Linked DNA regions of Homo sapiens: region 1 is linked to region 2. A link is a loop called in an ENCODE intact Hi-C map of the cell type or tissue named here. Cell type or tissue: heart right ventricle. All regions are shown on one strand. Each heading gives the region's core, and the rest is flanking DNA. Links, peaks and the distances in the headings are about the cores only.

Evidence for each region. Hi-C counts contacts between places; a loop is a spot of excess contacts. Peaks named below come from ENCODE experiments on the same cell type or tissue, not always from the same donor. Only the 100,000 strongest peaks of a DNase experiment are listed, where the experiment ranks them.
Region 1: it touches region 2 in a loop (2.4-fold over the local background); 53 of 110 quality-filtered maps call a loop at or near these places.

What each region holds. Positions count from the first base shown.
Region 1 is chrX:68,792,349-68,800,686 of GRCh38, forward strand. No RefSeq gene overlaps it. Among named protein-coding and RNA genes, the nearest start is that of EFNB1, 33 kb to the right of the region's middle. In heart right ventricle, for the core only: no CTCF peak of the experiment used is centred there; a DNase peak (open chromatin) is centred at 3,617.
Region 2 is chrX:68,741,306-68,749,643 of GRCh38, forward strand. No RefSeq gene overlaps it. Among named protein-coding and RNA genes, the nearest start is that of EFNB1, 84 kb to the right of the region's middle. In heart right ventricle, for the core only: no CTCF peak of the experiment used is centred there; no DNase peak of the experiment used is centred there.

The DNA.
Region 1 (8,338 bases), core at 137-8,136, 51 kb after region 2:
AAAAGAACAGCTTCAACTCCCTATGAGTTCATCTTTGACCCGACCAATAAACACTCCTCACTTTCTGACCCCATATCCACCAAATTATCCTTAAAAACACTGATCCCTGAATTTTTGAGGTAACTGATTTGAGTAATAATAAAACTTCCATGTCCCATACAGCTGGCTCTGCATGAATTAATCTCCTTCTCTATTGCAATTCCCCCATCTTGATAAATTGGCTCTGTCTAGACAGCAGGCAAGGAGAATCCAATGGGAGGTTACACCTTCACACGTTTATATCCCCCTCCCTGATTCAGTTGGAGCCACTGACAGGCAGACCATTCCCCTGAAACAATGCCACTCCCCTGAGATGGCACCTGAACTTTGACGGCACAGTTCAGGGGAAAGAAATACCCAAATGATATAGGATAGGGTTCAAGCTTTTCCTTCTTCAGGAGAAGTGTGTCTCTGTGGCTGGAGGTGTGCAAACAGAGGCTGTGAGAACAATTGCTGGGGATGCTACAAAAGGGCTTGGGGCATCAGATGCTGGTGGTAATGGACATGGAGTGGAAATAGATAAATCCATATCCTTTCCTTCTTTGAGAGCTAGTATTTGGACATTGTGCCCAGTTGTTTTCCAGAGATGATTCCAGAGCTCCCGCATAGACAGATAGTGGGGGACAGGTCCCCAGCCAGGTCAACACGGTTCCCCTGGAATTAGTGAGTGGTCTCAGAGGCCCCTTGATATCATTGTTGTTTTGCCTACCTGCCTCACACATTCAGGTTCCCCACCCTTGATGTGGCCCTGGTTGCTCAGTGAAGGATGGGCCTTGGACACTCAAGCCAGCCCACTGTGGTTTGGCACGTGTCAAGACTTACAGTTGAGGTGGCAGAGGTGGGAGATACTGGGGCTCAGGTAGCAAGTTGTCTGCCTCCTAAGGCAGGTCTACTCCAAGCATGGCATGGATCCAGCTATGCTCTTCCATTTTGCTAACTTATCTGGAGTCTTTGTGTCTGCATGTCTCACTAGAAATGCATATGTAGGCAGGAGTTTCCCAGGGAAGTGGGGGAGAGAGGAAGAGAGGGATAGAGGAAGGGAGGGAGAGAGGGAATGAACTAACTTTTATTGAGCTTTATTTATATGCCAGCTGCCATATTAAGCACCAAAGGAAGAATGGGTTAATGGAGAAAGGCTTTAGAGTTAGACACTCATTCACTCACTCATAATTGTATCCATTTATTAAGTAAATATTTATTGAGCCTACTATGTGTCAGGCATTGTGCTAGATACTGGAGACACAAATGAAATTTCTAACCCCATGAAATTAAATTACAGTCTACTAGGAGAGACAGACATCAAGCAAAGAATTCCTCAAAATGATCCCTAATTACAAAGTGTGATAAATGCTCTGGAAAAAAAATAGAGGCATTGAGAGTGCATAGTAAGGGGAGCCTGATTCAGATCGTGGGGCAGGGGAATGTCGGGGAAATCCTCTATGAGGAAAAGAGGAAGAAACGGACAGCATGAGCAGAAGTTAGCCAAAGCAAGAGTGGAGGGAAAAATATTCCAGATAAAGGGAAATTTTTAAGCTAGAGCCTCGGGGTAGGGAAGAGATTAGAATGCTTAAAGAATTGAAAGGAAACTGGTGTGATTGAGGCAAAGAAATTGAGCCACCACACAGGGTTTGTTCCTTCCTAATCCCCTTCCAGGTAACCAAGGGTCAGGGACTTTGTGCTGTTTTTGAAAGTGGGAGAGAGAGGCCATGTTGAGGAAACCACAGGCTGCCCAGCTTCCCCAGGCCTGAGCCCAGCTCTCTCTTTCCTCCAGCAGCCCACTGTAGTACATGAACACTCAATGAGAGGTTCTGGAACCTGGGAGGGGCCTAAGCCAGCCTGGCTATTTCCACTGTGTTCTTAAAATCTGTTTCTGGTGTCCCCTTCTCTAAGTATCTTTTGAGTGCCTGTTCTGTGCCAAGCCTGTGCTGGGTGCCGAGGATATAGATATGAATTTGACATTTCTCCCTCAGTGAGCTCACCGTCCAGTGGTGGAAGCATACAGAGATAATGACCACCTTTAGCATCGGGAGGACCTCAGCATCTAGCTTTGATCTCTCCTGCTGCAGTTCAGGGTGATGTCACCCCAGGCTCATTTCCACCAGCCCTTCCTTGGTTTCCTGATATCACCTTGGTAGGGCTGTTGTAGGCACTTCAGACATCAAGCCAGACTCCTGATAGTGTTCTGCTCACGAAGACCAGGGACTTCCGATTTCCCTTTGGCTTTTCTGTCTCCACTATTTTATCTCCCAGCACTCAAAACTCAACAGAAAAATATTTACATAAGCTAGTGGCAGGGCTGGGCTGAGGTAGGGCTCACTGGAAGCTTCTGTACTCTAACCCCTCTGAGATCACAGAATAGAAGAGGACACTGGACTTGGACTGATTCCAGAAGCAGGGATAGAAAGCACCTGGGACCTGGGGAATTAGCTAGCTAGAGTCGCGGGAGAGATGCCAAACATCAGGAAGAAGCCCCGATTCCCACTTCTTCTACCCTCCCCAAGCCATGCCAATCACTAGCCATGTCACAGGGTAGAGGGTCCACCCCTTCCTTCTGGGGGGCATGGGAAGACAGCAGGCACGGTGATACAGAGCATAGGTTTGGGAACCCAGTAGCTTGAGGTTGACTCTTTACCAACTGCAGGATTGTGAAAGGCATTACCAGTGCTCCTCAATATGAGTGTCTTTTCACTGCCAGGTGTGCAGAGGCTTACACATTTCCACTCCTTTGAAGTTACATGTGACCATGTGACTAGTTCTGGTTAAGGAACTGAGGGCAGAAGTGACAGGGGTCATATGTGGGTCTAAGCATCTAATTGCAGGTCCTTTACTCCATGGCTTTCTCTTGCACAGTTTTGGTGATGGTGAAAGGCCATGTTGAGATGGTGGAAGGCCATGTTGAGATGGTGATGTCAAAGTCATAAGATGATAGCTCCTCCTGCAGCCTGGGTGCTAGAACCCTCCTGTCGACCCACAAAGGACATATAATATGAGTGAGAAAAAACTCTCTTTTTAAGTCACTGATGTTTGGATGATGTCTATTACTGCAGCATAACCTGGCCTACTCTAAAACAGGAATCCTGGGCCAGTTACTCAACCCCTGTGCCTCAGTTTCCTCATCTGTAAATCTAGGGTCATAAAAGTACCAACTTCCTATGAATATAAGGATGAAATGAGTCAATACATAAGGGGCTTAGAACAATCTGAGGTATACAATAAAGCACTCAATCAATGTTAAAATTATTACTATTATCTCATCTTCCTCCCTACCAGGCAAATCTCCTCAAACTTCTTTGGATTAACCAGAAAAATAAAGAAACAAACACATAGGCATGAGAGACATTGTAAAGTCTTCTGGTTTCACTCATTTCTTGTCTGGACTTTCTATGACGCATCACTGCCAAGTAGTATCCGGCTCTTCTGCAGGTCCTAGCACTGGTTCCAAAGGCAGAGCTGCAACCTGTTCACAGAGACCTTCCCTCTCCCTACCCCTGGCATCTATAATTGGAGTGGGACTCAAACCTGGGATTCCTGCCTCCTTGTCTGGCATGAATCTGGTGACATTGACACTATGCAGCACACCAGTTTCTGCTGTCACTGATACAGTCACTGAGGAAAGGAACTGGGTGCCCCTCCTGTCAAGCTACTTGGAAATCATGTCATCTCCTAACCACACTGACTCCTCTGCCCTGGGCTCCCACCAGTGTCCCCGAAAGAGACCTCTCTGAACAGGTTTCCTGGGCTCAGAACCCTTTGACCATCTCCCTCAGTTGCTCCCTCTACTTTCCTTCTCTTAAATTATTTCTGAAAGAGGCGCCTTGCTGTCTTCCTCCATCAAGCTGCTGTATGTATTCTTCCCAGGCTCCTGAACATTGGCTCCTTGCCTTTCCATGACCTGTACCTCTGTTGGTGGTCACAGCTTCCCTGCCCCTGAACCCAGGGAAGGATTGTAGCAGAGGCTGTTGGCAAACAAAGCTCACTTGGCTCAAACGCTGGCAGATGGAAATGAATTTGCACCTTGGGAGCCCCTGTGGTCACATGCATGAGGTACTATCTGAGAGGTGGAGAGTCCACATCCCAAATGTCAGTCTCACCTGTCAGTCACAGTGTCTTGACTTCCACCATTTGGGATAGGATATTGCCTTGTGTTAAACTGCAAAGAACACAGCAAGGCTACTATCCCTGGCCATATAGATGATTGAAGCAGGTGTTCTCAAAGTCTGGGCTGAGGAACTCCACATTGGAATCATCTGGGGTGCATGTTAAAAACGCAGGTTTCTGAGGTGGCTTTGTGGAGCTGGTGATCTGTTATTGGAAGAACGGCTGCTGGGGGGAAGGGAAGAAACACATTTGAGCACAGGTCCTTACTCCTTCACCCTCTCCACCAAGGGGCTACCCAGATCCTACCTACAACCTCTGCCCTGTGACAACACCTCCAAGGTCTGACATCAGAGACTGCATCCCCTTGAGTCTCTACTTTTAATTAAAAAGCAAATGGGGGTACCACAAGATTCAGGAAGGCAGTTATAGTGTTTGGAGGACACCTCATCCTGCCTTGAAGAACAAGAAGGTATGGGTGGAAACTACAGCTAGAGGAGTCCATGGGTAGAGGGAGGACCACTGGTCAGACAGTAGGAAGAATTCCTGGCAATAAAACTTCTTCCAATTTGTGCAGTGGTTTACAGTTTATATAGCTCTTTTGTATTCACACCCTTCATTAAGCCTCCCATAACATTGTGAGGTAAATATACTCATTACTTCTGTTTGACAGAATTGGAAATTAGGGATCAGACAGGTTAAGCAACGTGCTCAAGATCACACAGCTACTAAGTAGTAGTGGAGGAGAGATTTGACTCCAGGCTTTCTGCCCCTGTGATAATTATGGTTGATTCTGTTATCAGTTGGGTGAAACCTGGCACAGATTCCAGGTCTTAAAGAGGGCACCAAGTGGGCTGGAGGCCCTAGAAGGTCCTCAACCTACATTATGATACCTTTCTTCTCCCTGGGGAGGATCTAGAGAAGACAAATCCTGGTCCTTGCAGGTAATTAACTTTTAGTGCTCTCCATTGGACTCTCAGCCATCAGCAGCCACTGTTTGAACGAGGATGTCATCCTGGAAGATCTCTGGACTGGCTGATGAGGCACCCACACCTCAGCTAGAATGGGAGACTTTTTGGGTGGGAGGCATCTGATATGGTTTGGTTCTGTGTCCCTACCCAAATCTTATCTTGAATTGTACTCCCATAATTCCCACGTGTTTTGGGAGGGACCCGGTGGGAGCTAATTCAAATTATGGAGACGGTTTTCCCCACACTGTACTCATGGTAGTGAATAAGTCTCACGAGACCTCATGGTTTTATCAGGGCTTTCCGCTTTTGCATCTTCCTCATTTTCTCTTGCTGCCACCATGTAAGAAGTGCCTTTTACCTCCCACCATGATTCTGAGGCCTCCCAAGCCATGTGGAACTGTAAGTATAATTAAACATCTTTTTCTTCCCAGTCTTGGGTATGTCTTTATCAGCAGCGTGGAAACAGACTAATACAGTAAATTGGTATCAGTAGAGTGGGGCATTGCTGAAAAGATACCCCAAAATGTGGAAGCAACTATGGAACTGGGTAACAGGCAGAGGTTGGAACAGTTTGGAGTGTTCAGAAGAAGACAGGAAAACGTGGGAGTTTGGAATTTCCTAGGGATTTGTTGAATGGCTTTGACAAAAATGCTGATAATGATATGGACAACGAAATTCAGGCTGAGCTGGTCTCAGATGGAGATGAGGAACTTGTTGGGAACTGGAGCAAGGGTGACTCTTGTTATGTTTTAGCAAAGAGACTGGTGGCATTTTGCCCCTGCCCCAGAGATTTGTGTAACTGTGAACTTAAGAGAGATGATTTAGGGTATCTTGCAGAAGAAACTTCTCAGTGGCAAAGCATTCAAGATGTGACTTGGGTGCTGTTAAAGGCATTCAGTTTTAAAAGGGAAGCAGAGCATAAAGGTTTGAAAAATTTGCAACCTGACAGTACAATAGAAAAGAACATCCCATTTTCTGAGGAGAAATTCAAGCTGGCTGCAGATATTTGCATAAGTATGTAAGTAAGCTGAATGTTAATCCTCAAGACAATGGGGAAAATGTCTCCAGGGCCTGTCAGAGACCTTTGTGGCAGCCTCTCCCATCACAGACCCAGAGGTCTAGGAGGAAAAAATGGTTTCATGGGCAGGGCCCAGGGTGCCCATGCTGTGTGCAGTCTAGGGACTTGGTGCCCTGTGTCCCAGCTGCTCCAGCCATGGCTGAAAGGGGCCAATGTAGAGCTCAGGCCATGGCTTCAGAGGGTGCAAGCCCAATCTGTGGCAGCTTCCACATGATGCTGAGCCTCAGGCACACAGAAGTCAAGAACTGGGGTTTGGGAACTTCCTAGATTTCAGAAGATGTATGGAAACGCCTGGATGTCCAGGCAGAAGTTTGCTGCAGCGGCGGAGCTCTCATGAAGAACCTTGGCTAGGGCAGTGTGGAAGGGAAATGTGGGGTTGGGCCCCCACACAGAGTCCCTACTGGGACACTGCCTAATGGAGCTGTGAGAAGAGGGCCACCAATACCTGTACCCCCATTGTATCTAGGAAGTAATTAGCTTGCTTTTGATTTTACAGGCTCATAGGCAGAAGGGACTTGCCTTGTCTAAAATGAGACTTTGGACTGTGGACTTTTGGGTTGATGCTGAAATGAGTTAAGACTTTGGGGAACTGCTGAGAATGCATGATTGGTTTTGAAATGAGAAGACATGAGATTTTGAGGGCCCAGGGGCAGAATGATATGGTTTGGCTCTGTGTCTCCACCCAAATCTCATCTTGAATTGTACTCCCATAATTGTGTGGGAGGGACCCAGTGTGAGATAATTTGAATCATGGGGATGGTTTCCCCCACACTGTTCTCATGGTAGTGAATAAGTCTCTTGGGATATGATGGTTTCATCAGGGGTTTCTGCTTTTGCATCTTCCTCATTTTCTCTTGCTGCTGCCATATAAGAAGTGCCTTTCACCTCCCACCATGATTCTGAAGTCTCCCAGCCATATGGAACTGTAAGTCCAGTTAAACATCATTTTCTTCCCAGTCTCGGGTATGTCTTTATCAGCAGCATGGAAACAGGCTGATACAGCATCTGTCTCCATTCTCCTCTCATGGGCTGGACCCACCCAATAACTTCAGTAAAAGTGAAAATCTTACTAATGTGAGGTGATATTTGCTCCAGTGATAATGCAAAGAGGGCAGAGGTCAGCCCCTATCTAGTACAACCCTTACCTCAAAGCAGAAGAGCCAGAGTCAACTACATGGCCACTCTCTGCTGAAGGAGTTTGGAAAAGATTTCCTGGCTTCTCTTTATGTCTTCATGGCACATGGCCACCTTCTCTGTTTGCTCCATATCTCAAGCACTCCTTTTTGTGCTAGGAAGAACCCACATGGATTTGAGCACCAGCCTGGAAAACCAGGTTCTAGTCCCCTCTCAGCTATTAACTCATGGTGTGACCTTGGCAACTCAGTTCCCCTCTATGGGCCTCATATTGTAAGGGCCCTTCCATTTAATAGCTCAAGAAACCTCTACTTCCTCGCTACTGCACTTGATTAATCTTTTAAAAAGCCTCTGCTCAGATGGTGCTAAATAAAGAGTTAATGTGCATATCTGAAATGAAAGATTCACTATGGGGAAGAGATTGATGAACAGGAAAGAGAATAATATCTCAGTTGGAAATATGCAGTTGTATACCTGGAGATATTCAACTGGACAAAGATGGACAGGACTGAGCTACTTGAAGGAAATGTTAGCACTCGAGAGTCCACTGGCCTGCTAAAAATCTCCCCTTGGATGTCATCCCCAATATCTCAAAGCCACCATGGCTCCAACCCAACTCAGCGTCTCTCCTCTCCTGACCCAGAACCTCCAACCAATCGGTCCCCACATCCAGTGGCTTTTCTCTCCTCCTTATCTCTCGAGTTTGTCCCCTCCCTCATATCCACACTGCCACCACTAGGCCATCATCATCTTTCACCACTCACTTGGAAAAACATACTGCCTCCTCATTGGTTTCCCTGAGGTCATTCTTGACCCTCCAATCCACACTCCACACCTCTGAAATACCCTTCCATGGCTCCTATCACTCTTCCAATAAAACCAAGTTATGGTCGGCCAGGCCCTGCGTGCTCTGACTCTCAGGTCCTTCTCCAGCCTCCACTCTGCCACTTCTGGGTGGATGGTCCCACTTCCCTCTCACAGAATGACTCTTGCCCATCTCCAGACTTTGGCACATGCTGAC
Region 2 (8,338 bases), core at 230-8,229:
TTACCATTCAGGACATAGGTATGGGCAAGGACTTCATGTCTAAAACACCAAAAGCAATGGCAACAAAAGCCAAAATTGACAAATGGGATCTAATTAAACTAAAGAGCTTCTGCACAGCAAAAGAAACTACCATCAGCGTGAACAGGCAACCTACAAAATGGGAGAAAATGTTTGCAACCTACTCATCTGACAAAGGGCTAATATCCAGAATCTACAATGAACTCAAACAAATTTACAAGAAAAAAACAAACAACTCCATCAAAAAGTGGGCGAAGGACATGAACAGACACTTCTCAAAAGAAGACATTTATGCAGCCAAAAAACACATGAAAAAATGCTCATCATCACTGGCCATCAGAGAAATGCAAATCAAAACCACAATGACATACCATCTCACACCAGTTAGAATGGCGATCATTAAAAAGTCAGGAAACAACAGGTGCTGGAGAGGATGTGGAGAAACAGGAACACTTTTACACTGTTGGTGGGACTGTAAACTAGTTCAACCCTTGTGGAAGTCAGTGTGGCGATTCCTCAGGGATCTAGAACTAGAAATACCATTTGACCCAGCCATCCCATTACTGGGTATATATCCAAAGGATTATGAATCATGCTGCTATAAAGACACATGCACACATATGTTTATTGTGGCACTATTCACAGTAGCAAAGGCTTGGAACCAACCCAAATGTCCAACAATGATAGATTGGATTAAGAAAATGTGGCACATATACACCATGGAATACTATGCAGCCATAAAAAAGGATGAGTTCATGTCCTTTGTAGGGACATGGATGAAATTGGAAATCATCATTCTCAGTCAGCTATCGCAAGAACAAAGAACCAAACACCGCATATTCTCACTCATAGGTGGGAATTGAACAATGAGAACACATGGACGCAGGAAGGGGAACATCACACTCTGGGGACTGTTGTGGGGTGGGGGGGGAGGGATAGCTTTAGGAGATATACCTAACGCTAAATGATGAGTTAATGGGTGCAGCGCACCAGCATGGCACATGTATACATATGTAACTAACCTGCACATTGTGCACATGTACCCTAAAACTTAAAGTATAATAATAATAAAAAATAAATAAATAAAATAAAATGTGGGCAAAGGACATAAATAAAGATTTCTCAAAAAAAGATATACAAATGACCAACAAACATATTTTAAAAGTTCTATGTTACTAATAATCAGGGGAATGCAAGTTCAAACCACAATGAGATACCACCTTACTCCTGCAAGAATGGCCATTATTAAAAAGACAAAAAAAATAGATGTTGGAGTGGATGTGGTGAAAAAGGAGCATTTATACACTGCTGGTGGGAAGGTACATTAGTACAACCTCTGTGGAAAACTGTATGGAGATTTCTCAAAGAGCTAATAGTAGGTCTACCATTCAATCCAGCAATTCCACTACTGGGTATCCACCCAAAGGAAAAGAAGTCATTATATCAAAAAGACACCTGCACATGTATGTATATCACAGCACAATTCACAATTGCAAAGATATGGAACCAACCTAAATGCCTACCAACCAATGAATAGATAAAAGAAAAAGAAAAAGTATACATATGTATATATATATATATAATGGAATTCATTATACATATGGAATATATATATATATGGAATCCATATATATATATGGAATTCATTATATATATATACACAATGGAATACTATGCAACCATAAAAATGAATGAAATAAATTCTTTTGTGGCAACTTGGATAGAACTGGAGGTCATTATTCTAAGTGAAGTAACTCAGGAATGGAAAACCAAATGCCACATGTTCTCACTTATAAGTGGGAGCTAAGCTATGGGTATGCAAAGGCATACAGATTGGTAAAATAGACATTGGAGACTCAGAGATAGGGAGAGAGGGATGGGTGAGCAATGAAAAACCACCTATTGGGTACAACGTACACCACTTGGGTGATGAGTGCACTAAAATCTTGGACTTCACCACTATACAATTCATCCATGTAACAAAAAAAAAATGTGTACTTCAAAAGCTATTGAAATAAAAAATATTTTTTAAAAAAAGAAGAGTGGGTGTTCGAAGAAAAGCAGGGCTTAGGGTGTGCACTCCCACTTTGGGTGTGTAACTATGTATATCATTTTATGCTTGGCATCCAAGGCTCTATCTACCCTCTCGTCCCCCAGACCCCCACAGCCTCAGCCTCCACCATACTGGACACACCTACCTCTTCCCCAGCCCTGAAACATCCCAGTGGCCTCTTTGCACCCTAACTAATGAATTGTTTTTCACTTTACTTCCTCCTTGAGAATTTAGCCCCATGGTCATATCTTCTTTCTTGAACCCTTCCTTCCTCCACGCTCCAAGACCTTGTCTCAATTCTTTGATCACAGCTCCTTGGCCTTCTTTCCTTGCTACCTGTCACTTCTCTTTCAGCCTTGCCCCAACCTCAGGAATTCCTCAAAGTTCTTCTTTATTGTTCTCCCTGCTTCACCTTGCTCATTAAGGACTTTGTTGATAGTCATTGTTTCAGTTTTACGCCTCTGTGCTGATGCCTCCTACATCATTACCCAGAGTCTCCATCTCTTTGAGCTCAGACCAGTATTTCCCACTACATGAGTGGGCAGTTCCATCTGGAGGCCCCACATGCATATCAAGCTCAACAGACCCAAGCCAAGCTCATCCCACACACAATTTGCTCCCCTGCTCTGTCTCTGTTGGTGGTGCCCTTATCTCCCCAGCTGCTCAGCTCAGATCCCCAAATCAACCATAACTCCTCAGTCCCTCTTGCCTTCCCCTACAACCTATGCATGCATGTTTCCATCCATTTTTCCATTCCACAAGTAATTATTGAATGTTTAGTATATGCCGGACTCTGTTGAGGTGCTGAGAATACAGAGGTGAACAAGACAGACAAGGCTCCTACCTTCTTTTCAAGCCCCCTCTAGTAGATGGATGAGTTGAGGGAGGTATATGATAAATAAACACACATACAAGCTACCTTCCACCATTCCCAGTGCTATGAAGGCAACAAAGCCAGATGAAGTAATAGTGACTGAGTGGTTATTCAATCGGGTGGTCAGGGAGGCCTTCTCTGAGGAAGTAACATTTGAGCTAAGGCCTGAATGAGAAGAAGATATCGGCTATGCAAAGATCTAAATAGTGAGCACGTGCAATGGCACTGGGGTGGGAACATGATTAGTATTTTCAAGGGTGAGCAGTCAGTGTGCTTGAAGTGCAGGGAACAAGTGAAGAGCATTAGGAGATGGGGTGGAAGAGGTAGGTAGGACCAGATCATGTAGGCCCCAATAAGGAACTGTTCAAGTCCTGTCTACTCCATCTCTGCAGCATCTCCTGTACCCAGCCTCTGCCCCAGTGTCTCCAGCACTCTAGTTCCCATTTCATTCCTTTCCACTTGGATGTCAGGGAGAGGCCCTCACCTCCTTTCTATCTTTTCCTGCTCATTTCCAGCTATACTGGTGCCAGGTGAATCTCTCTAACGATAAGTATCATTGTATGTCTTTCTGCTTAAAGCCCATCAATGCCCCCACCTCCCCCAACTGACTACTAAGTTGTGGTATTCAGGACCTCACTATGTGGCCTTGGCCTATCCAGCAAGTTTCTCTTCTCCTTCATATTCATTCTCCAGCCATGTCCTGAATATGCTCTTTTAGGTCCCTCTGCCAGGAGTGGAGGTAGGACTGCTCTTGGGCTCCGAGAACCCAGGTTCCATGTCCCAGCTCTGCCAGTTCTTGTCTATGGGGCTGTGGGCAAATTATTTAACCTTTCAGGGCCTCAGTTTCCCCATACATAAAATGAGGCTCAGAGAGATGTATGGATTACTTAGCAATGTAGATTATTTATTGCAAAGTGCTATCACCTTACCCAGGGCTTACTATATTTTAACCCCCCACTGGTCTGACAACACTCAAGTCTAATAAGCCTCCATCATGAAATCACTCATCCTGAAAGCTTCCATCAAGATATCATTTGTCTCTCTGAGTTGTCATTGTGTTTGGCATCTCTTTCAAGGCCTCCATTTTGTTTATGCCTCATCTTAGAGTCCTTTGGATAACAATCACATTACCAGCATTTCCATTACTCTGTGAGCATCTAGGGTCACGATCCTCACAGGGCTCATCTCTGAGCCCTTCTTAGTGCCCAGCTCAGGGAGGTAGGGAGGCCTAATGAAAAGCATCTGGAGTCACACAGAGGTGGGTTCAAATCCTGGCTCTGCCACTTCTTAGCAGTATGATCTTGAGCAAGCCACTTCAATCTTGGAGCCTCAGTGTTTTCATCTGTGAAATGGGTGCAGGGTTGGTGACATGGTTTGGCTGTGTCCCCACACAAATGTCATCTTGAATTGTAGTTTCCATAATCCCCATGTGTCATGAGAGGAACCTGGTGGGAGGTAATTAAATTACGGGGGTGGTTTACCCCATGCTATTCTCATGATAGTCAATAAGTTCTCATGAGAACTGACGGTTTTATAACGGGCTTCCCCCTTCGTTCAGTTCTCATTCTTCTTCTCCCTGCTGCCATGTGAAGAAGGACGTGTTTGCTTCCCCTTCTGCCATAATTGTAAGTTTCCTGAGGCCTCCCCAGCCACGCTGAACTGTGAGTCAATTAAACCCTTTTCCTTTATAAATTACCCAGTCTCAGGTATGTCTTTGTTAGCAGCATGAGAACAGACTAATACAGGTGCCTACCTTGCTAGAGTGTTGAGAAGATCCTGTAAAATATGTGGTATGCACTTATCACAGTGCCCAGTAAAGTCACAGGCATAACGTGAGTGTTTAATCACTGTTCATCATGTTGGCTCATTTTCTCTAGGGCCCCACTTGGCAAGCCCTTCTTTCCCTTCTTTGAGTTAATTCACACCTTTCAAGCCTCAACCGCCCTTCCCTAACTAACCCCCACCCCCACCCCTGCCCGAGCTCCTGAAGCATTTTTTAAGAGACAGAGTTTCCCTCTGTCGCCCAGGCTGGAGTGCAGTGGCATGATCATATTTCACTGCAGCCTCAAGCTCCTGAGCTCAAGAGTTTCTCCTGAGTGGCTAGGACTATAGGTGTGTACCACCCATGCTCGGCTAGTTAAAAAAAACAACAACTGTGTGTAGAGACAGGGTCTTACTATGTTGCCCAGATTTGTCTTGAACTCTTGGGCTCAAGCTATCCTCCCACCTTGGCCTCCCAAAGCAATGAAATTACATGTTTGAGCCACTGTGCCTGGCCTTGTGAAGCACTTTTTCAACTGGATTTTTGTCACATCAAACTAACCTCAAATATATAAGCCAGTCTCTTGGCCTAAGCTGTGACATTAAGGACAGGGCCAGGTGAGAGTCATCTCTTTGGCCCCAGTGTACATCACAGGGTCTGGTCTAGAAGAGCCACTGCTTAAGGAGGTCAAGGAGTGTGCACTGGATGCAGTTAAATATTTGTGTGTAGGAACAGGGAGACATGAGAGGACACGAGGCAGGGGTTGTGGAGATGGAAGGGGACACTGGAACTCCAAGGAAACTGGGGAAGAGTGGGTGAGGATGACATCAAAAACCCTTCCCTTCCCTGGGGATGAAGGGAGTGCATATAGATACTGAGTGTACATTGTACACCAGGCACCATGCCATGTACTTTCCCAGACAAGATGTCATTTGAACCTCAAAAATCCCCCATAAGGTGTTAGCACCCCTTTTTCCTGGATGGAGATCTGAGAGCCCGAGAGGCAAAGGACTGGGACTTCAACCCAGACTCCCAAGCCTGTCTTCTTTCCATGGCAGCCCAGTGCAAAGGGAGAGGCGACTTTTACCTCCTGCTGGTGGTTTCAGGAGTAGGGGAGAGAGTCGAGAGGGAAGCAGGAGTGGTAGGTGTGAGAGCTGTTGAACAAACGAGGAAATGCTTTTGAATAAGGGCGCTGGAGGAAAGCTGGCTGAAGAGAAGTGAGAGCTGGAGGGAGGAAGTGGGGCAGGGCTGCTAGGATTCACAGCAGTCCATAGAGGCTGCTTTCATCCACTTCAGCCCACTCTGATGGCCTGCTGGGAGTCAGCCTTCTCTGCCCTGCCTCTGGGATTCTGGCCATGGTCAGGAATTGCACTAGGGTAGCCCTGGGCTGCTGCAGCACCTGTAAAACAGGTCGATGGTGATGAGCCTGGGATTGAGCAGAAATCAGGGCTGCATATGAATTTTCATAAGCCCTAAGTGCTTTTGCTTTAGTGGGCCCCTTCCTCCATAAACAATATTAAAATTGTATTATATGACTGCATTGATTTAATGACAAATATTGTCCAGGCTGTATCAATCATCATATATTATTAATATATTCATTATTTCTTCTTCCAATATTAAAATAAATTAAAATTAAAACATTTCTGTGAGCCCTAGGTGTTGGGCCTACTATGCCTAATGATGATAAATCAGCCCTGGCAGAGGCCAGCACAGAGACTGCAAAAGAGTGAAAACATTCCTGCCCAGGGGAGAGAGGCACTAAGGCCTGGGCAGCTGGAAGTCTGTCCGTACACTCAGTGCAGCTCACACTTGTGACCACAGCAACACTTGCTGCCTCCCTTGATGGAGTGAGTGTAGAGACTCCTCATTTCTCAACTCCACCGCAGCCATATTCTAGTCCAGAGAGGCAAGCAGGTTCCTGCTAGGCCCTCTAACTGGCTCTTATGACCTTGGGCAAGCTTATCACTGTCAAATGAGAGCCATTTATGGCAAAGGGCTACTGACTGCGAAAGGATGGAGCAAGGCCTGAGGCGGCTCTAGGGAGAGAGATCCCCAGGGCTCCCAGCCTCCTTTCTTCTCAGGGGAAGAAGAAGAGTTGGGCCCAGCCTGAGGCTGGCCTCCTTTCAATCAGCACCCCTGGGGTGGGGTTGGAGAGATAGGCAGCTGAATCTGTGGCTCCAGCTTGTCCATAGAGTGGAACACATTGTCCAGGTCACGGAAAAACACCAGAATAAATAACCACTGCTTGTGTAGGCGCAGGAAATTACCATGTCCTGGCTTGTGACAACTTTATGACGAGGGGAAGCAGAGGACGTAGAGATGGGGAATGAGATAGGGGGTAAGAGGTCAAGGTGCTAAGAAGGGAGGCGGGGCGCTGGGCCCAGGAAAAAGAGGAGGAATCACAGAAATAAAAACTCTCCAAAGTGGTTGATACAGTTCGCCCACCTGTTTTCTCATTAGATACTCACAAAACCTTGCAGGTGGGTAGAATTGTGAATTCCCCATTTAGAGGTGCAGAAACAGGCTCCAAGAGATGAAGGAAGGAAATTGCCTAACGTTATACTCAGCTAGTTAGTGATGAAGCTAGATTTAAACAAATTAGGTCTGGGTGACTTGAAAGTATTGGGTGGGTGGGAAAAGACCAGTCAGTGAGGTGATGGTGGCGAGGTCAGAGGCGAGTGAGATGAGAGTGCCTTTTCTCATGATTTCACCCATCTTGGGAGCCAGGTCAGTCTCTGCACTGCCTCCAAAAAAGTGCACTTGATTTGTGTCCAAATGACCCTGGGGTGCGTATCAGCATAGTAGCTAACATTTATTTAGTGCCTACAATATACCAATCACTGCTTACCAACTTTACATGCCTTTCCTCCTTTAATGCAGGGGTCCCCAACCCCCAGGCCACAGATCGGTAGGGGCCCATGGCCTGTTAGGAACCGGGCCACACAGCAGGAGGTGAGCAGCGAGTGAGCATTACCGACTAAGCTCTGCCTCTTGTCAGATCAGTGGTGGCATTAGATTCCCATAGGAGCACGAACCCTGTTGTGAACTACGCATGCGAGGGATCTAGGTTGCACGTTTATTATGTGAATCTAATGCCTGATGATCTTCTGAAGTGGATCAGTTTCATCCCCAAACCACCCCTCTTTCTCCCACCTCCAGGCCTCATCTGTGGAAAAATGATCTTCCACGACACTTGTCCCTGGTGCCAAAAAGGTTGGGGACCAGTGCTCTAACATTTATTGTGCACTTATTATGCCAGGCATAGATTGAGTGCCTTTTATTCATCAGCTTGTTTCCTTTTGCAACGACCCCATTATTAACATAGTCATGTACCACATAACAACATTTCAGTCAATGATGGACCTCATATGTGATGGTGGCCCCATAAGATTATGATACCATATTTATACTGTACCTTTTCTATGTTTAGATGTTTAGATACACAAATACTTACCACTGTGTTACAGTTGCCTGTAGTATTCAGTATACATGCTGCATAGGTTTGTAGCCTAGGAGCAATAGGCTATACCATAGGGCCTAGGTATATAGTAAGCTATCTAGGTTTGTGTAAGTATACTCTCTGTTGTTCACACGATGACAAAATCGCCTAATGACACATTTCTCAGAA